Regions from separate parts of the Homo sapiens genome. Here regions 1 and 2 are each linked to region 3. Evidence: chromatin loops called from intact Hi-C (ENCODE). Cell type or tissue: MCF 10A. All regions are shown on one strand. Links, peaks and the distances in the headings refer to the core of each region. The heading gives the core; the rest is flanking DNA.

Evidence for each region. A loop is a pair of places that touch in the nucleus more often than their neighbours do. Peaks named below come from ENCODE experiments on the same cell type or tissue, not always from the same donor. Only the 100,000 strongest peaks of a DNase experiment are listed, where the experiment ranks them.
Region 1: it touches region 3 in a loop (4-fold over the local background); 5 of 110 quality-filtered maps call a loop at or near these places.
Region 2: it touches region 3 in a loop (3-fold over the local background); 5 of 110 quality-filtered maps call a loop at or near these places.

Annotation. Positions count from the first base shown.
Region 1 is chr12:64,546,523-64,553,946 of GRCh38, reverse strand. It overlaps a transcript of RASSF3 not described here. Among named protein-coding and RNA genes, the nearest start is that of RASSF3-DT, 59 kb to the left of the region's middle. RefSeq lists an enhancer at 4,295-4,344. In MCF 10A, for the core only: a CTCF peak has its summit at 4,180 (motif pointing left); a DNase peak (open chromatin) is centred at 4,186.
Region 2 is chr12:64,558,277-64,565,700 of GRCh38, reverse strand. It overlaps a transcript of RASSF3 not described here. Among named protein-coding and RNA genes, the nearest start is that of RASSF3-DT, 47 kb to the left of the region's middle. In MCF 10A, for the core only: no CTCF peak of the experiment used is centred there; a DNase peak (open chromatin) is centred at 4,510.
Region 3 is chr12:64,675,949-64,683,372 of GRCh38, reverse strand. All of the region lies in intron 1 of RASSF3 (Ras association domain family member 3), which reads right to left. Among named protein-coding and RNA genes, the nearest start is that of MIR548Z, 57 kb to the right of the region's middle. In MCF 10A, for the core only: no CTCF peak of the experiment used is centred there; a DNase peak (open chromatin) is centred at 3,502.

The DNA.
Region 1 (7,424 bases), core at 1,541-6,540, 130 kb after region 3:
GGAATGCAGTAGCGTAATCACAGCTCACTTCAGCCTTGGCCTCCCAGGCTCAGGGAATCCTCCCACCTCAGCCTCTCGAGTTGCTAAGATTACAAGTACATGCCACCATGCCTGGCTAATTTTTGTATTTCTTGTAGAGACAGGTTTTTGCCATGTTGGCCAGGTTGGTCTTGAACTCCTGGGCTCAAGTGATTCACCCACCTCCACCTCCCAAAGTGCTGGGATTACAGGTGTGAGCCACTGCACTCAGTCCAGACAACTTCTTAAATTAAGAAACTTCCCTTCTGGAGAAATGCTTACGTAGAGGCTGGATGGTCACCTGTTGGATTATAAGCCTGATTGGAAAGGAAGTCAGGTTGCCTGACATCCAAGGTCTCGTCTCCTTCTGAGATTTGGTGATTTCTGTGACCTGGACAGTGCATCAGATGTTTTTTGACCCCAAATGGCATACTTCTCTTTGCAAATGACATATTATCCTGAAGCATCTATCTTCTTGTAATTCTTAATAACTCTTCCAAATTTCTTTGCAGTAGTTTACCAGTACCACAATTGGCAAACTTTCAACTCTCCCTGGCCCAATGTCAGGAATATTTAACCCCCCGGTCCACCCTCACTTGTCAGCAGTTCTGCACTTAGACATATAGCTGTTTGCTTCCTATTTAAACTGAACCTAGTGTAATTATTGAACTGGACTTCTAATAATGATATTAACAAAGTTACCGAAAAGGAAAAGCTAACAACTTGCAGACCTCTAAAGTTGGTACTGAGCATATAAAATATCATGTGATATCAAAAAGAGATTGTGTGGAAAGTGCTGCAGGATGAGGGCAGACAGAAAACGTTTATAGACTCACAGGCCTTTGGTGTGTGGCACCACACCCGGCTAATTTTTGTATTTTTAGTGGAGATGGGGTTTTGCCATGTCGGCCAGGCTGGTCTCGATCTCCTGACCTCGTGATCCACCCGCCTTGGCCTCCCAAAGTACTGGGATTATAGGTGTGAGCCACCGAGCCCGGCCCCAAGTTGCTATTTTTGAAAATAAGGACGGAGGCCGGTGAGCAGAGATTGCGCCATTGCACTCCAGCCTGGGTGACAAGAGCGAAACTCCATCTCAAAAAAAAGAAAGAAAGAAAAAGAAAATAAGGATAGAATCAACCCAAATGCCCACCAATGATAGACTGGATAAAGGAAATGTGGTACATATACACTATGGAATACTATGCAGCCATATAAAGGAACGAGATCATGTCCTTTGCAGGGACATGGATGGAGCTGGAAGTCATTTTTCTCAGCAAACTAACTCGGGAACAGAAAACCAAACACCACATGTTCTCACTTATAAGTGGGAGCTGAACAATGAGAACACATGGACACAGGGAGGGGAACAACACACACTGGGGCCTGTCAGGAGGTGGGGTAGCGGGAGGGAGAGCCTTAGGAAAAATAGTTAGTGGATGTTGGGCTTAATACCTAGGTGATGGGTTGATAGGTGCAGCAAACTGCCATGGCACACATCTGCCTATGTAACAAATCTGCACATCCTGCACATGTACCCCAGAACTAAAAATAAAAATTAAATTTATCCTGCACATGTACCTGCACATCCTGCACATGTACCCCAGAACTAAAAATAAAATTAAAAAAAGAAAATAAGGGCAGTGGAACCCAGGGTTCAAATCTCTTGCCCGAGTTCTCCTGGGTCTCAGGTCTCAGCTTTCCCTCTACCCTTTCCTTTCTCTCTTTCCTCCTTCCCTTTCTAGCCAAGCGCCCTGGCTCCCCAAAGTAAATTTTCCCATGTCCTTTAAAAAACAAAGCACAGAGAAAATGTTGCTTGCTCAGAGTCACATTACAATATTTAAATAAAACTAACTCTAAGGCCCCCCTAAATTTAGGGTCTGGGTGTGACTGCATTGTTTCTGTTCTTGGACCAACAAACCCCAGGGGTTTTCTGATGGCTTTTGGAAAGCTGTTTGCTCTTGTGTAAGGCGGGTGGACGTTGCTGTGCACATCTCGTAATCTATTTGAAGATAATATCTCTCAGTCTCACAGAAAAACTGAAAATATTTTGGAAAACATTTCGTAGTTGTAAAACTAGCTGTGGACCTTTGGCAAGTTGGTTCGCCTCTCTTTAACTGAAGACTGCTGTTAACCACAAACACGCTTACAAACCATGTGTCTATGCCAAGTTCTAGGCTAAATGGACAAATACGATTGTTGTGAGTATTAAAGAAAACAATAATATTAGTTAACATTAATTGAAGTTTCCCACCAAACACCAGGCTAAGTACTTTTCTATGCATTGCCTAATTAAATCTCCACAGCAATGCTAAGTAGTAGACATGATTACATTTACTACATGCATATTATTTTTGAGACAGGGTCTTACTCTGTCTCCCAGATTGGAGTGCAGTGGCATGATCATGGCTCACTGCAGCCTCAACCTCCCAGGTTCAAGTGATCGTCCCACCTCAGCCTCCTAAGTAGCTGGGACTACAGGCGCGCACCACCATGCCCGGCTAATTTTTGGCATTTTTTGTAGAGCCAGGGTTTTGCCATGTTGCCCAGCCTGGTCTCAAACTCCTGGGCTCAAGTGATCCACTCGCCTCAGCCTCCCAAAGTGCTGGGATTACAGGAGTGAGCCTATTAAATACATTTTGCATGTTATAGTGCCCGCCTATTACATACATTTTATGGATGAGATTAAGTGACTTAACTAAGTCCATTCAGCAAATATGCGGCTGTATACCTTGACCGTCCTTGCTCTTAATCTGTGCATAGGTACTTTGTACATGTCTGGTACTGTAAAGTGCTGTAGAAGTAAGTCTAGTGGCCATCTTTGGGGGTTATGGATATTCCTAACATCTTCCTCTGGTCTCTGCCCCTACTTCTGAATTTGAATAAGGGTGAAACCAAGATCAAACAGCCATCTCGGGCAAGCTTGAGGAGGGAAAAGGAGTCATAGAAACAGTAGCCTAAGGAATGTGTGGGTGGAGGTGGGGTGCTGTGGGTTGAAGTATTCCCTTAGCAGTGAGCCGGCAGGATTGGAACATTTTCGGGCTTTATGGACATGAGCATCAGCTCTTTCTCTCTTTTTTTTTTCCTTTCTTTCTTTCTTTTTTTTTTTTTGAGATGGAGTCTCTCTCCCTCTCTCAGGCTGGACTGCAGTGGCTAGATCCTGGCTCACTGCAACCTCCTCCTGGGCTCACGCAATTCTCCCACTTCAGCCTTCCAAGTAGCTGGGGTTACAGGCACCCACCACCACTCCTGGCCTCCTTTTTCTTTTCGTTTTTTGGAGACGGAGTCTTGCTCTGTTGTCCAAGCTGGAGTGCTGTGCCACAATCTTGGCTCACTGCAACCTTGCCTCCCGGGTTCAAGCGAATCTCCTACGTCAGCCTCTGGGATTACAGGTGTGCACCACCACACCTGGCTAATTTTTGTATTTTTAGTAGAGATAGGGTTTCGCCACGTTGGCCAGGCTGGTCTTGAACTCCTGACCTCAGGTGATCCACCCACCTCGGCCTCCCAAAGTGCTAGGATTACAGGCATGGGGCACTGTGCCTGGCTATTTCTCTTTTCTTTTCTTTCTCTTCTCTTCTCCTTTTCTTTCTCCTCTCCTCTCCTCCTCTCCCCTCTTCTCTCTTCTCCCTTTCTTTCCCCTTCTCGTTTCCTTTCCCTTTCTTGTTTTCCCCTTACATGTTAAATATATTGAAGAATAATTTACACAAAATAAAACGCATTCTTCTTTGTTTCCTTAGTTTTAAAGCAAGATTTATCTCCTTTAGATTCCCAGTAGGAAAAGAGAAAAGAGAGGGCAGGAAGGAGAACTTTAATGGAGGTGGGAAGGGGGTGGGGGGCGCTGAGACTATAGATAAAATCTCTGTGTTATTTCTTCTTTTGTAAAATCACTTAATTTCTGTAAAACTTAATCACCTCCCTCATCAATCAAAGTGAGAATAATAATATCTTGATAGACTTGTGGTAAGCATGAAAGAATATCTGACAGACACAAAGAAGCTTAATTCATGTTAACAATGAAATGATATTGATATGATTGTGTCTAAACCTTAGGACTGTGCAAGGAGTGCTCAAAAACACAAGCAATCATTAGATATTTATTGTTTTTCTTTGAATCCGTGGCACACAGACAAACATATAGGAGTCAATGCTAGAGCTCCCTCTGGTGGCTTTGCTGTCACAAACACACCAACTACTGTATCCCTACCTCCGCTTATGGGGCTCAGGAGAGAGAGGCTGTGCTGGCTGCTGGCCGCCATGTCAACACCCCCCACAGGAGGGGAGCTTGGTAGAGGCCTTGCTACAGGTGCTTTCATCAGAAAGTTTTACCATTGACTCCTAATGATTAAGAATAATTAATTCCCCAGGTGTGAAATTGAACTGTGTGAAATTAGCTGGTATTGAATCTTTACTGACAGAAATGGTAACTTTATGTCATTGAATCTAGTAATTGCTGCTATAATTAAAAATCTGAGTGTGTAAAGTAGTAAATCAGTTACAAAGGAAACAAACATACAACAAAGGAAGCAAAGTGCACAATGACTTTAAGAATGACTTTGTGGCCTCTGATTAGCTTTCAACATTTAAAAATTCTTTTTAGAGATAGGGTCTCACTATGTTGTCCAGGCAGTTCTCAAATTTCTGGGCTCAAGTGATCCCCCCAAAGTGTTGGGATTATAGGCCAGAACCACTGCACCCGGTCTTCTGTAGGATCTACAACTGGCAGAAGAACAGTCTGTCTCTCCACATTTAGTCAAACCCCTCAGGGATTTTAATAACTAGGACTGTTTTCCTTATTTCCAGTATCTCTTCTAACACCTTCACCCTTATGTCCCCACCTTACCCCAATTAGAAATTCAAGTGTTGTTGGGCTATCGTACCCCACTTTTCTGGGAGTTCACTCAGACCTTCCCTTTCCTTTCCCACTTGGGAAAGGATCCACTCTCAGGGCCTTGAAGACAATTGATTGTGAAGTCCACATCCTCTGAGAAAGACCAGATCAAGGGCTTACAAAAATTACTAACCTCTGAGTCTTAACTTCACTAATGACAATTTGAAAATTGGAACAGATCAAACCACTGGATCATTCCCTCACCCTGCCCACCAAATCTTAAAGCACTAAGCCCTTTAAAATTGAATTTTAAAATGGATTTAAAATTTAAAGATTTTAGGTGGAATACATTACTCAGGAGACTATGGATGAATTTATAGTGAGCTAAGTTTGTTTGTGAACTGCTGGAAAGGGTATAAACTGGTATGAAGTTCCTATTAAAGAAGTTGGCAGTATGTATTAAGGGCTATTAAAACTCTTGACCGATAAATCCTCCTTCAGAATCTGTATTAAGGAAACAAGAAGAAATGTAGGAAAAGATTTTCATACAAAGATATTGTTGCAGCTTCATGTTCAACAGTAAGAAATGCACCAAAAGAAGTAAAATTGTTGGCCAGGTGCTGTGGCTCATGCCTATAATCCTGGCACTTTGGGAGGCCAAGGCAGGAGGATAGCTTGAGCCCAGGAGTTCGAGACCAGCCTGACCAAGATGGTGAGACCTCTTCTCTACAAAAAAAATAAATAAATAAAAATAAAAAAAACTAGCTGGGCATGATGGTGCCTGCCCATGGTCCCAGCTACTTGGGAGGCTGAGGATCCCTTGAGCCCAGGAGATCAAGACTGCAGTGAGCTGTGATTGCGCCACTGCACTCCAGCCTGGGCGACAGAGTGAGACCCTGTCTCAAAATAAATAAATAAAATACAATAAAAAATTTAAAAAGATATGAAGTAGAATTGTTAAATCAATATGAAAGATTCATAAATATTACACCTTAGAGCTCACTTTTTCAGAGAATATAGAGCGGCAGGAAACATGGTCACATTGTAAGGAAGGGTGAAAACATATCTATGTCTGTATCTATCCAAATACTGATTTCCAGTTTTACGAAGAAATACATATAGACAATGGACACTGAAAAAAGAGAGGAATGAAGGACACTAAAATACTAAGGGCAATTATATCTCTCTGGGTGGTGGGATTATAGGCAATTTTAACGTTTTTCTTAACCTTTTTACATTTTCCACAGTTTCTTTAATAATCATGCATTGTTTTTATAATCACAAAAATATATGCAATACAACAGGAATTTGATCCTGAATCAAGGTTGTGGGGGGGAAGAATTTGATTTGAAAAATCGATCAAAGTTGAGTTTCATCTTCTTCATGGTATTGAATTTAGAAACTGAATACCAGCTTTCATCAAACTCTAAAGCTGACAAATAACTAAATATGTTTTAAAATATTTTATAGTTGAAAAGTTCCTTCCTTCCTTCCTTCCGTCCTTCCTTCCCTTCTTTTTTCTTTCTCTTTTTTTTGAGACGGAGTCTCACTCTGTTGCCAGGCTGGAATGCAGTGACATGATCTCCGCTCACTGCAACCTCCGCCTCCTGCGTTCAAGCGATTCTCCTGCCTCAGCCTCCTGAGTATCTGGGACTACAGGTGTGTCCCACCACGCCCAGTTAATTTTTGTATTTTTAGTAGAGATGGGGGTTTCATTATGTTGGCCAGGATGGTCTCAATCTCTTGACCTTGTGATCCGCCTGCCTCAGCCTCCCAAAGTGCTGGGATTACAGGCGTGAGTCACCGTGCCTGGCTTTTTTTTTTTTTTTTAGATCAAGTCTCTCTCTGTCACACAGACTGGAGTACACTGGTGTGATCTCGGCTCACTGCAACTTCCACCTCCTGGGTTCAAGCAATTCTCGTGCCTCAGTCTCCTGAGTAGCAGGGATTACAGGTGTGTGCCACCACACTTGGCTCATTTTTTAATATTTAGTAGAGACGGGGTTCACCATGTTGGCCAGGCTGATCTTGAATTCCCAGGCTCAAGCAATCCACATGCCTCGGCTTCCCAAATGTTGGGATTACAGGTGTGAGCCACCATGCCTGGCCCCAACAATCTTTCAATGTCCTCTCCATATCAAAAAGTGGGAGCAAAATAAGAATGAGGGAATGGTTTTTGTGGTTCTTGGCCAAATTCTATAGCTTCTAGGAGTTTCTGCTTAAATAGTTCTTTTCAAGGACCAAATTGAAACCTTTCTGAAGTTTATCGCTCTATCAGTGCTTGAAGCCAACAACACTGGGGATTATAATTGGGTTGAGAGATCTCCTACATAATCAGCTGACACACATATCCAAAAGGCTAAAATCCTGGGTCTTGAGATATTGACAAGATTTAGAATTCTGTTAATGACTTGAGAACCATTGCATTTATCATTCATCACCTTTAAAGCCAATAAGAAAAAAAGTTAAGTGCAGTATCAAATCAATTCACAAGAGTAGACTGATTTGATAGACTATTAAAACAATGTATTGGCCAGGTGCAGTGGCTCACGCCTTTTATCCCAGCACTTTGGGGGGC
Region 2 (7,424 bases), core at 1,541-6,540, 120 kb after region 3:
GCTCTTGTCCCCCAGGCTGGAGTGCAATGGCGTGATCTTGGCTCACTGCAACCTCCGCCTCCCAGGTTCAGCAATTTTTCTGCCTCAGAAACCCCTAGTAGCTGGGATTACAGGCGCACGCCACTGCAGCCGTCTAATTTTTTTATTTTTAGTAGAGACGGGGTTTCGCCATGTTGGCCGGGCTAGTCTCAAACTCCTGACCTCAGGTGATCCACCTCCCTCGGTCTCCCAAAGTGCTGGGATTACAGGCATGAGCCACCGCACCTGGCCTAATTTTTGTATTTTTAGTAGAGATGAGTTTTTGCCCTGTTGGCAAGCCTGGTCTTGAACTCCTGATCTCAGGTGATACACCCGCCTCAGCCTCCCAAAGTGCTGGGATTACAGGCATGAGCCACCACGCCTGGCCAGCTCTTTTATCCTTTAGGTATCAGTAATTGGTGCAAAAAGACACCCTCCCCTCAGTGCCCTCCTAACAGTCTCCAAGTTGGACAGAAATTTTTCTCTATTCATGGACCAGGCTTTTTTTTTTTTTTCTGATTCTCAAGATATTTGTAGTTTACCTTCTACTACTTAAGTGTGCCAGTTTAGTTTGAGGTTGTTAAAAATATACCCAAAAAGTAGGCCAGGTGTGGTGGCTCACACCTGTAATCTTAGCATTTTGGGAGGCTGAGGCAGGTGGATCACCTGAGGTCAGGAGTTCGAGACCATCCTGGCCAACATGGTAAAACCCTGTCTCTACTAAAAATACAAACAATAGCTGGGCATGGTGATGCATGCCTGTTGTCCCAGCTACTTGGGAGGCTAAGGCAGGAGAATCACTTGAACCCAGGAGCTGGAGGTTGCAGTGAGCCGAGATTGCACCATTGCACTCCAGCCTGGGCAACAGAGCGAGACTCCCTCTCAAAAAAAAAAACAAAAAACAAAAAACACCTAAAAAGTGTTGAGCTATAACTACATTGTTTTCTTCAATAACGCATTTCTCTGTTGGAGATGGCAGCTTGTAGAAATGTGTTAGGGAGGGCTGGGCGCAGTGGCTCACGCCTGTAATCCCAGTGCTTTGGGAGGCCAAGGCAGGCAGATCACCTGAGGTCGGAAGTTTGAGACCAGCCTGACCAACATGGAGAAACCCCATCTCTACTAAAAATACAAAATTAGCCGGGCATGGTGGCGCATACCTGTAATCCCAGCTACTTGGAAGGCTGAGGCAGGAGAATAGCTTGAACCTGGGAGGCGGAGGTTGTGGTGAGCTGAGATCATGCCATTGCACTCCAGCCTGGACAACAAGAGTGAAACTCTATTTCAAAAAAAAAAAGAAAGAAAAGAAATGTGTTAGGGAGAGGAGGCCTTTACTGAATTTAGGGGGCTAACAAAGAATCAGTCCCCAATCCAATAAAGTTAGTACAGTAGTTTTCAGAGGGCAAGGGCCCCTTGGCTTCTTGTTTATAAAGATTCTCTTTAGAAATTATGCAGACTCCATTGTCAAACAGCAAATATTGTCTGTCAGTTGACAGTTGAAGTCAATACTTACAACTGACAGTGTATAGAACAACAAACCCCAACATTTGGGATACTGTATATTGAAAGCCAAAAGATTTATGTCAATGATCAAAATCCGCAATGACATTAGCTATAAGGGGACCATGTACATCAAAGGTACTATTCATTCATGTAACACACACGTTGTTGAGAACCCACTCCATGCCCAGCTGGGGTGGGTGCTAGGGATGCAGCTATGAGCAAAACAGACAGAGCCCCTTCGCTGATGAAACTTACATTCTAGATGGGGGAGAGAAGAAATAAATAAAATGATGTTGCATAGTGGTAAGTCATATGAAGAAACTAACAGAGTATGTAATATGTTAGAGGATGTGGTAGTGTGGAGGCTGCTTTAGTTTGGGTGGTCAAGGAAGGCCTCATTGAGAGATGACATTTGAACTGAGACCTGAATCAAGGAGCCAGTTGAGAGAGGATGTGGGAGAATATTCCAGGCAGAATGAACGCAATGGACCTCAGGACTGAGCTTGGTGTATTTAATGGACAGAGCAAGAGTCAGCAGAGCTGGCGGTGTATAGTGATTGAGCAGGGCAGGGGCATGAGCCAAGATCAGCAAGGTAGGCAGGGGCTAGATCTTGAGGGCCTTCTAAGGCTTGGTAAAGCATGTGGATTTTACTTTAGGGAAGTAGGGATTTTAACATCAGATGTAATCTGATTTACATTTAAGAAAATATTCTGGCCAGGTGTGGTGGCTCATGCCTGTAATCCCAGCACTTTGGGAAGCTGAGGTGGGAGGATCACCTGAGGTCAGGAGATCGAGACCAGCCTGGCCATCATGGTGAAACCCCATCTCTACTAAAAATACAAAAAAATTTAGCCGGGCCTGGTGGCAGGTGCCTGTAATCCCAGCTACTTGGGAGGCTGAGGCAGGATAATCGCTTGAACCTGGGAGGCGGAGGTTGTAGTAAGCCGAGATCACGCAATTGTCCTCCAGCCTGGGCAACAAGAATGAAGCTCCATCTCAAAAAAAAAATAAAAATAAAAATAAATAAAAGACAGAAAAAAAGAAAAAAATATTATGTGGCTGCTATATTGTAAAGGAAGCAGAGAACAAAGATAGGAGGCTGTTATATTGGTATGAGTGAGATGATGGTGGCTTTGACATGCAGTAGCTGTGGGCATAGAGAGAAGTAGACGGACATTGGTTAGATTTTGGAGACAGAGACAATTGAATTTGCTCATGGATTGGATTTGGGGTGTAAGAAAAAGAGAAGAATTGGGTTGGGCACAGTGGCTCATGCCTATAATCCCAGCACTTTGTGAGGCAAGGGTAGGAGGATCACTTGAACCCAGGAGTTCAAGACCAGCATGGGGAACAAAGTGAGACCCTGTCTCTACAAAATATATTTTTAAAAAACATTAGCCAGGTGTGGTGGCATACACCTGTAGTCCTAGCTACTTGGGAGGCTGATGTGGGGGGATGACTTGAGCCCAGGAGGTCGAGGCTGCAGTGAGCCGTGATCAAGCCATTGCACTCCAGCCTGAGCAACAGAGAAAGACCCTGCCTCAAAAATAAAATAAATAAAATTTAAACACCCAGGAGAATAGAGGAAGTTTCCCCAGTTTTTAGCTTGAACAACTAGCTGCAGAGGAGCATCATTTATTTAGAAGAGAAAGATGGGGGTAGAGACATGGAAGAGCAGTTTCGGAAAGGATGGAAAAGCAATGGTTTGATGCTGAAGTGCATTTCATTCACTCATATGAAGATACTAGGAAGGCAATTTGAACTATGACCAAATTGCCTACCATGGGTCTCCTAACCAGGATGTCTAAGGAGCTTATATATGCAAGATAAATGCGGTGGGTACTCAGGTGCAGTGCCTCACACCTGTAATCCCAGCACTTTGGGAGGCCGAGGCGGGCGGATAACTTGAGGTCAGGAGCTTGAGACCAGGCTGGCCAACATGGCGAAACTCTGTCTCTACCAAAAATACTAAAATTAGCTGGGTGCGGTGGCGCACGCCTGTAGTCCCAGCTACCCAGGAGGCTGAGGCAGAAGAATCTCTTGAACCAGGGAGGCAGAGGTTGCAGTGAGTCAAGATCGCACCACTGCATTCCAGCCTGGGCAACCACTGCATTCCAGCCTGGGCAACAGAGCAAGACTCTGTCTCAAAACAAACAAAAATAAATAAATAAATAAATAAATAAATAAATAAATACTATGGGCCATGCACAGTGGCTCATGCCGTAATCCCAGCAATTTGGGAGGCTGAGGTGGGTGGATCACTCGAGGTCAAGACTTTGAGACCAACCTGGCCAACATTATATTTGTATACAAATACAAAAATTAGCCAGGCGTGGTTGGGCTCGCCTGTAATCCCAGCTACTCGGGAGGCTGAGACACAAGAATCATTTGAACCCAGGAGGTGGAGGTTGCGGTGAGCTGAGATCATGACATAGTGAGACTCCATCTCAAAAAAAAAAAAAAAAAGATAAATGCTAAAGAGGTGCAGAGTACTCTCTGAAGCAGGAATGGTTGTGACTCCCTGAGGCATTTTTTGTTTTAGTGGCTCTCTTGATGTTATGGAAGTGCATTATACAGGGGTCTTGTTTGGATATTCATTTTGACTCTGAGATCAATGAGCTGTTCAGTGGTACTACTTGGGACTTTATTGCCTCCAGGGAGCTTTTAGAAATGAGGTGGTGGGGGAGCAATTTTGTTTGTCATGATGCAGGAGGTCAGGGAGAATACTGGCATCTAGTCCCTGGGGCCAGAAATGCCAAATGTGCGGCAATGCGTGGAATATCTTCACACAAAATAAAATGGTCCAATCTGAAATGCATGTGCCTTGGGAAAGTTTATTTTAAATTTTAAAGTTTCTCTTCTTTCATCATTAAAATGAAGACATCACGTGAAATCATCTCTGAGGTTAGATCTGGCTTCCTTATACTATGACTCACAAGATACACAAACAATAGTGATATAAGTAGCCTTCAAGGGACCTGGTGGGAGGCTGTGGCCATGAAAATGCATCCCTCAGCTCTCCGGCTGCAGGGAGCATAATTGACTAATGGCCACAGCTGCAGACCTCTGGACCCACCCCCATCTCATTTACAGAACGCCCTTTCTACAAGCTGCTGCTAGCCAATGACTGAGCAAGCAGGGCACAACTAATACAGACTCATTCTGTACTAATACAGACTCATTCTTTACTAATACAGACTCATTCTTTACTAATACAGACTCTTTTAATGACGGACTTTGGCTCAAGGATGCCCCATCAACCAGGCTGAGCAGCTTTTGTGACTGCAGCCTGAGAGTCTCCTATCAGATCCTCCTTCCTTCCCCGTCTCTCACAGAGGTCAGACCTGCTTTGCGTCTGAAGGCTCTTCTTGCCTATTTCGGCTCCTCTCCTTTATCCCGCACAAGTATTCCCTAAGGAGTTTCCTGCACATCCAATCCCATCTTAGCTTCTGCTTCTCAAAGAACTCAGACTAACCCGAGTAATGTCAGCAGTGGTCTGAGAAAACAAGAGTAAGATGGGGTTTGGAGACTGGCTCCCTCATTGCCCAGTAGGCTAAGAGGATGCTACCCTGAATGATATACGGGGCGTGGATAGTTCCTCGCACAATGTGGTGGTGCAACTGCTAAAGATTTCATCAGTGGTGATTCAGGAAGATGTCCTGGTGGAGGAGAATGCAGTGCAGGTGCAGAGATCCAGGCATTGGAGAGCTATGGTTGTGGGGGAATGATAGCTACAGGGAGAGCAGAGTTGACTGATTACTGCTAAGTTGTATTGACATCCCACCAAGTGATAACAAGCAATAGAGACTGTGAGAGCTAGAGAACCTGTTTGGTAGCTTAAAAAAGGGTCCTCCTCTCCTGCAGTGGAAGAACTGCCACAGCTGAGCCACAGACTGAGGCTCTGATAGTCCTAGAGCTCTAGAGATGCCTAAATGCTCAGCTAAAGCAAGTCAGTTAAGCTAAGGTCAGGGCCCTGTTTGGAGGAATCTGGGACTCTGAAACATGGGATGGGGGCATCTGAATGCATGCCTCTCAGGATGTTGACTTGGCAGAGCCCTCTGAACCCTCCAGGTCTGCCGGGCTGGCCCATCATTTCATAGTAAGAACTACCACTTTCAAAGGCTGGCTTCAGGAGACCTGGTGGGAGGTTGTGGCCATGAAAATGCATCCCTCTCCAGCAAGGCAACAGGTTGCCCTCTCAGGAGCTGCCCCCAATTCCTCTACTGTCTCCCAAGCCAATAAACAAATGCAGTATAATCAAGACAGGGAAGGGCTGGGCCTGATAGGGAAAAAAGAGATTATATATCAAAGGACCTATAAGAATTAGCGAGCAGGAACCAGTGGAAAACTTTGGAATCAGATTTGGGAGTACTTGTTCAAGGAGACTAGAAAGTAAGACTAGAAAAGCAAGACTTCCTTGACTAGAGGACAATTTTGGGGGGGACACAGGCCCCTGATAAGGACCCCAGAGGATGAGTGAAACTCACTGCTAAAGTGGCTCTTAGAAGCCTGCTGCAATATTAGGCCATGCTGAGAAAAGTGGAAATGCTTGAGTTGCCCTGGCAGGTGGCAGAGAAAAGAATAAAGAAGCTAAGGAAAATGGACCCACAAGGGGCCAGGCGCGGTGGCTCACACCTGTAATCCCAGCACTTTGGGAGGCCGAGGTGGGCAGATCACGAGGTCAGGAGATCGAGACCATCCTGGCTAACACGGTGAAACCCCATCTCTACTAAAAATACAACAACAACAACAACAACAACAAAAACAACAATTAGCCAGGTTTGGTGGCAGGCGCCTGTAGTCCCAGCTACTTGGGAGGCTGAGGCAGGAGAATGGCATGAACCCGGGAGGTGGAGGTTGCAGTGAACCGAGATCGCGCCACTGCACTCCAGCCTGGACGACAGTGTGAGACTCCGCCTCAAAAAAAAAAAAAAAGAAAAAAAGAAGAAAAGAAAATGGACCCACAGGACCCAGAGGACACGCCGTTCACCAGTGCCTTCAGGACTTGAGAGGGGCACCAGTATCACTAAGCAGTGGTGGCCCTCCTCCGCAGGTCAGCGCCGATGGCAGAAGTGACAGTAGCAGAGCTGGACTCATTAATATCCATGGGAATATGAGGCTCCAGAGTGTCAGGAGCCAGGCAGCCACAATCACCAGTATGACTAGCAAGGTCAGGCTGCAGCCAGAGGGCTGGACCTGAAGGGAGCTGTGAGACAGTAGAGCACGGTGTCCCTAGGGGTAAAAGTGATGGGGAGCCAAGAGGGTGCAGCGTCATGTTGACACTAGAAAAAGGCAGGAAAGGAGGGGCAGGAGGCTGAGGGAGATCACTCCAGTCAGAAGCCACATCCCTTCAACGTTCCCACACTTGATCCAGTTTTCAGATCTGCAACCCATTGACTGAAGGGGTGGCCGGGTCCCTAGGGAGAAGGAGCCTGCCATACCACAGCAAATATCTACTGTAATAATCCTTACAGCCACTCCTCAGAAAGACCTCTGGCCATTTACTCAGGTGATTATAAAATAGAGAAAGGGGAATCCTCAGTCATTTCAAGGATTATTGGACATAGGGTTTAAATTGACTTGATTCCTTGAGTTACGCCAGCCCTTTTCTCACATTTTACCGGGCTCTGATAAAGAGAATGCTTGACTATGGTTGTAAGTAACCACACCCCCAGAACTGCCCACTATGAACTGGCTTCTGTCAGATCCACCAAGTCATAAAGTAGGAATAGAGGCATGTGGCTGGACATATAGGAATGGCCATGGAGTATGAAAATTTTTGTGTCACATATTAACAACCACCAGAAAGCATCTCCCATGGAAAAGGTACCGATCAACCAAGTAGGCAAAATGACTTATCCAGGTGACATTAGCTAATCTTCATCATCAGCCACTCCACAACAGG
Region 3 (7,424 bases), core at 1,048-6,047:
TTATGCAGTAGCAGACATGATCACAAATGACCAAATGACAGCATTTTGTCACCCTGATGAAGTATACCAGGCACCAAACTTGTATTGCCTTTACTTCTCCCAACAACCTAATCAAGGAGGCATTATTATGCCAGTTTCAGTAAATTAAACTGCTGAAAAAAAATGTGGAAGCAAATGAAAGCCTGCTAATCCTCCCTAACTCCAACCTTTACTGGGAGCTCTAAGTAATTCCACAGGGGTGTTCTCATTTAATCCTCCCAACAATGAGCTAATTAATGCTAATTAGCACCCCTACGTTACAGATAAGGACAGAAGATTTACAGAGGTCAAGCAGTTTGTCCAAGGACAACCCAACTAGTTGAGAGACCAAGTTCCACTTTAATCCAGGTCTTCTAGGGTGCTCCCACTAAATCCAATCAGTCCCCAAAGGTCTGGTGTGGGTAAACATTTAAAAACTTACAGAAAAGCTGCATAATCAGATTCAACACAAAGAGAGGAAGAACAGTTAAAATCCAATGATTTACTCCTGCAAAATAAAGCCTTTGTAAACACGCCTCTTTCTGCCAGACACATCACATCATTCTCACAGCTGGATAGTCTCCAGGCAGGCACTGGTTTCCATCTGCCCACTGGAAGCTAGTGTCGTAAATACAGCAGGAGGGGCTACTACAGAACTTGCGTCAATACCACGTAGAGTAAGAAAAGGCTCTTGATCCATTGAAGCCTCAAGATCTTTGACTTTAGACCCTAAGAGGGGTGTGCTGACTACAAATTATCTCGGTGACTTTTCTTTTTTTTTTTTTTTTGAGACGGAGTCTTGCTCTGTCACCCAGGCTGGAGTGCAGTGGCCGGATCTGGGCTCACTGCAACCTCCGCCTCCTGGGTTCACGCCATTCTCCTGCCTCAGCCTCCCGAGTAGCTGGGACTACAGGCGCCCGCCACCACGCCCGGCTAATTGTATTTTTAGTAGAGACGGGGTTTCACCGTATTAGCCAGGATGGTCTCGATCTCCTGACCTTGTGATCCGCCCGCCTCGGCCTCCCAAAGTGCTGGGATTACAGGCGTGAGCCACCTATCTCGTGGCGCCCGGCCTATCTCCGTGACTTTTCAATGTCAGCACCATCCTGGTGAAGTCTAATGGGTCAGTATATTGGGTAATACTGGATAAATACCAGCACAAGATAATGTGTTCATTCCCTAGCTTCAGGGGTAGGCTTCAAAGTCCCTTGGGAGCATCCTATTTGCCAAGGTAAAACCCCAAAGTAATCTTATTTTTGGTATTAGTGTTTGGTGGGGGAAAAGCTGTGGATTAAAATAAACTTTCAAAAGCTCCAGAGACTACTTCCAAGAAAGTGTTTTGTTTTGTCTGAGACAGGGTCTCACTTTATCACCCAGGCTAGTGTTTAGGGGCGTGATCACGGCTCACTGCAGCCTTGACTTCCTGAGTTCAAACATTCCTCCCACCTCAGTCTCCTGAATAGCTGGGACTACAGACAAGCACCACTGCGCCTAGCTAATTTTTTGTACAGATGACGTCTGGCTATGTTGCCCAGGCTGCTCTCGAACTCCTGGGCTCAAGCAGTCCTCCCACCTTAGTCTCCTAAAGTGCTGAGATTACAGGTATGAGCCACTGCACTGAGCCCCAATGAAGTTTTAAACATGTATCATATCTCTGATTGTCTTGCTCTTACCAATCCACAATTAGCTGGGTACCAGTCATAGCTGAAGAAGAAAATGAGGTAGTCTTGGCTTGTACATTCAGTTTTAACTGTCCAAAGACTCTTCAAAGCATATACTAAAAAGTGTACAATAAGGGACTTAAAATCTCATGGATGTGGGATGGGAAGTTGGCAGGGCAAAGGGGTGTTGCAGAAAGTGCACCACACCTGCAAGACTTGGGCCCCAGTCCTGGGTCTGTCACCAACTAACCCTGTGCCTTGGGCTTAACCTTTCTGAGCCTGTTCCCTCATTCTCTACCAAACAAGGAACTAGAGTCAATCACCTCCTCTAAGGTGCTTCCTGGCCTAGGCTGATCTGATTGCAAAGATGTGGAGGTGCTTTCACAAGTGTGACCAAGGGCAAAAGGGTTCCATGTGAGGAATCACCAAAGGTTCACCATTAAATACACAGGAAATGGCTAAGCACATACACAGCAGCATACATACATCCTAGGGGCTTACTACCACTCACGTGAGAATTCTAAGAATGAGGAGAAGGAAAAGGGGTAATGGGAGTTAAGTAAAGCTGGTTAACCCTAAATTACAGGTTTTGCTCATGCTATGGGACTTAACACCCAGCCTTAGGCCCCTTCGCACAGGCAGACCGAGAAGCTTGAGGAAAATCCAAAGAGTAAGCCAGTCTGGAAAGAGAAATTTTCCCTGGATCATCCACACATAGATAACTGAGACATCCTTACGTAACAATTATCTTTCCTTCTCAGAGATTAAAAACTAAGGAAACTGGCTGGGCGCGGTGGCTCACACCTGTAATCCCAGCACTTTGGGAGGCCGAGGCGGGCGGATCACCTGAGATCAGGAGTTTGAGACCAGCCTGGCCAACATGGTGGCCTTGTCTCTATTAAAAATACAAAAATTAGCTGGGCATGGCGGCAAGCACCTGTAGTCCCAGCTACTTGGGAGGCTGAGGTAGGAGAATCGCTTGAAACCGGGAGGCGGAGATCGCAGTAAGCCGAGATCACGCCATTGCACTCCAGCCTGGGCGACAGAGCGAGACTCTGTCTCAAAAACAAAAACAAAAAAAAACAAAGATCAGCTGGAAAGTATATCCCAGAAAAGCAGGTAAAACCCCAAGGGCCCTGATGCTGTACTTTTTAAGCCAAAAATGTAGCAATCATACACCAAGGCCTCATCATTCAGCAAATATTTGCTGAGCTTCTGCCATGTGCCAGGTACCTGCCTAAGTGTGGGGCAGTCAGGCTCAGCAGCAGACACCACGCCCGTCCTCACGGGGCGTGGTGTCTGCACAAGTGGAGTGGGGAAGGTCAAAGGACAAGCTGCTTCCAAAATGGCCCCCAAGCACTGTTTCTCTGGGTCTCATAGCAAAGAAGATATAAGCTCAGGCCTTGGAACAGAGGACAGTGGTTTCATTTAGCATCAGAGAAAGACCCTTAACTCTAAAAACTTTCCAATTGTTTACCCCTTTAAAAAAGACCCTCCCGTCCCCTCACAGAGTAGAATCCTGCCCCTTCCTCCACATACAATGATTATGAATCAGAACCACAATTTCTAGGAACGCAGCTGTATGCCCAGGAAAAAGGAAGAGAAGAAAACGAAACCCAGGAGGGGCATAGTAGCTCCAACAGGTAAAGGGGTGAGAGCAAGAAAGAAGGGTTAAAAGAAAATGGTGCAGCGGACGTGGAATAGATACAATACCAAGTGTCAACCCTGGTCTTTCATTGTGATGGCAGGAGAGGAAATGGCATGGGGCGCAGCCGTCTGTGGATAATGTGTCAGTTATTGTTCTTGGCAGCCAGTGAGGGCATCATGCCACGCCTGAGAGCGTCTGCTTGGTGAGTTACAAGTCATCTTTTCATAAGTCAGTTTTGTTTTGTATTCCCCAAACCCTCCAGCAGTTTCTCAGAGGAAGAGTTCTTCCACAAAAAAATATTTCATAAATCCTAGACTCTTCCCTCATTGTTTCCAGCCAGCAAGCCCTGGAGAGCTGCTCTCAGGCTCACTTCAGTTCCTGGGTGGGGTTACGTCACTGTTTTTCAGTAGCGAACTTTCTCAGATGGGACACACCCAACCTCACAGGCACCCAGGAGTTCTCGGGTAGCATGACCCAGGCTCTACTCAAGAAGTGCGGCCCAATCCCACAGGCTCACAACTCAGACTTTCTAAGAATATGTCCCAACAAATCTCAGTAAAGGGTCTGAGAATTGTTTATACTCTTTTGGTTAATTTTTCTATAACTGTGAAATTATATCAAAATTAAAAACATAAAAACATAACAAAATGCCCAAATAAACATAGTGCAATTAAGAGTGACTGTTCAGGCTGGGAGCGGTGGCTCACGCCCGTAATCCCAACACTTTGGGAGGCCAAGGTGGGTGGATCACGAGGTCAGGAGTTCGAGACCAACCTGGCCAACATGGTGAAACCCCATCTCTACAAAAAATACAAAAATTAGCTGGGTGTGGTGGCACACCTGTAATCCTAGCTACTCAGCAGGCTGAGGCAGGAGAATCACTTGAACCTGGGAGGCAGAGGTTGCAGTGAGCTGAGATCGTGCCATTGCACTCCAGTCTGGACAACACAGCAACTCTGTCCCCACCCCCGCTTCAAAAAACGAGTGACTGTTCAAAAGAGAGAAGGTGAATGTGGCCCTATCATTTCCTCTACTTTAGCTTAGTGACGGCCTGTGGACTATGATTTAGACATACTTAGGTCTAAAATCACACAGCTCTGCCACATTCTAGCTGCGTGACCAGAGGCAAGTTACTTAACCTCTCTGGGCCTCAGTTTTCTCATTACTGTAAAATGTGCAAAAGAATATCTACACAACTGTTATGAAGATATAATATAAGCCATTATTCAACAACTATTTATTGAGTGCCTATTGGTGCCAAGCACTTAAAGCTGTGAGAGACAGTTGTGGACCCCACCTTTCTGCCTTTGCTTGGCTGACAGCCTAGTTTACCTTACTCCCCACCCCAGCCCCACAAGAGGTTTTTGGGTTTTTGTTTGGTTTTTTTTTTTTTTTTTGGTATTACGGATCTCTTTAAAAAATAAAGACCTTTTACCAAAAACAAACAAACAAACAAAAAAGAGCAAATATTAATAGCACAGATGCTCTGATTGAGTGGGGGACAATATATGCACAGTGCCTGATGCCAGTGGCATGACACTCAGTAAGTGGTACCATCACACTGCCACTAGGAGGTCCCAGAGCTCTCACAGGTGCTCTGACACCTGGTCAGGTGTGGGGTCCAGCCTGTGTCAGCAGAGAAGGGTGAACTTCCCAGGCCAACAGGTGCTTTCTCCAAGTGAGGCTAGATTCTGAAATCATGAATTCCTACTTTTCATCTCATCGTCTCTTTTGGCAATAGGCAGTCACCTGCTGATGACCAACAGACTGCAATACCCAGTGCAATAACAGACAGAACAGGTTCTAGCCTAGGAATTGCATAGAGCAAAACATCAAGCACCTTTCACATGTAAAACATCACATTTATTGGAGCAGTGGGCCCATCCCATGTTGCAAATGGAATTCAAGCCTAGCTCAAACTGAACTGAGTCTAGGTCTTGACTCCTCTAGATGTCTTCTAATAAGGACATCAAATAAAGTACCATGGACCAGACCTTAAGAGAAAAACATTCTCTGGGAGAGACATTTCCACTGAATTCATGGAGGGACTTATAAGCAAACCAAAGCAGGTTTGCAATGAAGCATGGTATGAAGTAAGTGATTTCCATGAGCTACAGAGCAAGCAGTGTGGGGGTTTCAAAGGAAATTTCAAAAGAAAATTTCAGCATGTGAAGTTAGATGCTCCTAAACTAGATTTTAAAGTATGACTAATAGGGAAAAATACTGTTCTCAGAAGTCTTTTAGGTATACAAAGTGGAGACCGCCCTGTGATGAATACAAAGAGAACTGTCACACAGAGCTAAACCTACAAAGCCCTAGGAGGGTCTTCCAGGTGGGGAGCATGTCCTGCTCAACCCTAGTGAAATGTATGAGAAGAGCCACCTGGGACAGTTTTGTATTTACGTTTGATGTCTGTCCAATGTTCTTCACTTTCAGTACCAAAACTTCTAAGATATTAAAGTAAGCAGAGTCACCAAGCATGGTGTCTCACGCCTATAATCCCAGCACTTTGGGAAGCTGAGGCGGAAGGGTCACCTGAGCCCAGGAGTTCAAGGCCAGCCTGGGCAACACAGCACACCCTGTCTCTAAAAAAACAAACAAAAAAATAGAAATAGCTGGGTATGATGGTATGCACCTACAAAAAATTGTTTTAAAATAATAAAGTAGGCAGAGGTATTGAGGGAGCCCAGAACGTTTTCTCAAATAATGATCAGCATTGTTGATATACATCAGGGCTATCCAGCAGTATTTTCTGCAGTGGAGGAAATGTCCTGTGACCGTGCTGTCCATCAGAGCAGCCAGGAGCAACATGTGGCTTCTGAGCCCTGGAAATGAGAACTGAATTTTAAGCTCCATCTAATTACTGTAGTAAACATTGCAAATACAGACTATAATAGACAGAGGTGTAAATGAAGAATGAGGAAGGAAAAACCCCACATAAAACGATGTGAAACAGGATGTTCTAGAGCAATACTCCAGGCCAGGCACAGTGGCTCATTCCTGTAATCCCAGCACTTTAGGAGGCCAAGGCAGGTGGATCCTTCGAGCCCAGGAGTTCAATACCAGCCTGGGCAACACAGGGAGACCTCGTCTCTACTAAAAATAGAAAATTAGCTGGGCATCGTGGTGTGCGCTTGTAGTCACAGCTACTTGGGAGGCTGAGGCAGGAGGATCACTTGAGCCCAGGAGATGGAGGTTACAGTGAGCCAAGATCGTGCCACTGCACTCCAGCCTGGGCAACACAGCAAGACACTGTCTAAAAAAAAAAAAAAAGTGGCCAGGTGCAATGGCTCACGCCTGTAATCCCAGCATTTTGGGAGCCCAAGGTGGATAGATCACCTGCAGTCAGGAGTTTGAGACCAGCGTGGCCAACATGGTGAAACCCCATCTCTATTGAAAATACAAAATTAGCCAGGTGTGGTGACGTGAGCCTGTAATCCTAGCTACTTGTGAGTCTGAGGCAGGAGAATCACTTGAACCCAGGAGGCAGAGGTTGCAGTGAGCCAAAATTGTGCCACTGCACTCAAGCCTGGGCGACAGAGCAAGATTCCATCAAAAAAAAAAAAAAAAAAAAAAAAGCTGGGCACAGTGGCTCACACCTGTAATCTCAGCACTTTGGGAGGCCAAGGCAGGTGGATCACCTGAGGTCAAGAGTTCAAGACCAGCCTGACCAACATGGAGAAACCCTGTTTCTACTAAAAATACAAAAAATTAGCCCAGTGTGGTGGCACATGCCTGTAGTCCCTCAGACCTGTAAGCTACTCAGGAGGCTGAGGCAGGAGAATCGCTTGAACCCTGGAGGTGGAGGTTACACCACTGCACTCCAGCCTGGGCAACAAGAGCGAAACTCCGTCTCAAAAAAAAAAAAAAAAAAAAAAATTCTACTCCTGAAGGAAAGAATCAGAACAGTTGTTTCTGGGGTGTTTGGTGCTGCTGTTCTTGTCCTTAAAAGTACAGTGTGCTGCTTGCTGCAGTGTTCTCACGGCACCAGTGTTGATAATCTGCCATGGTGCCACATCTAGAGACTCAATGCTTATCTTGGTGTATGGCCCTGGCATGCTGATTCATCCTGGCCACTCTAGGGCTGGGATTTTTTT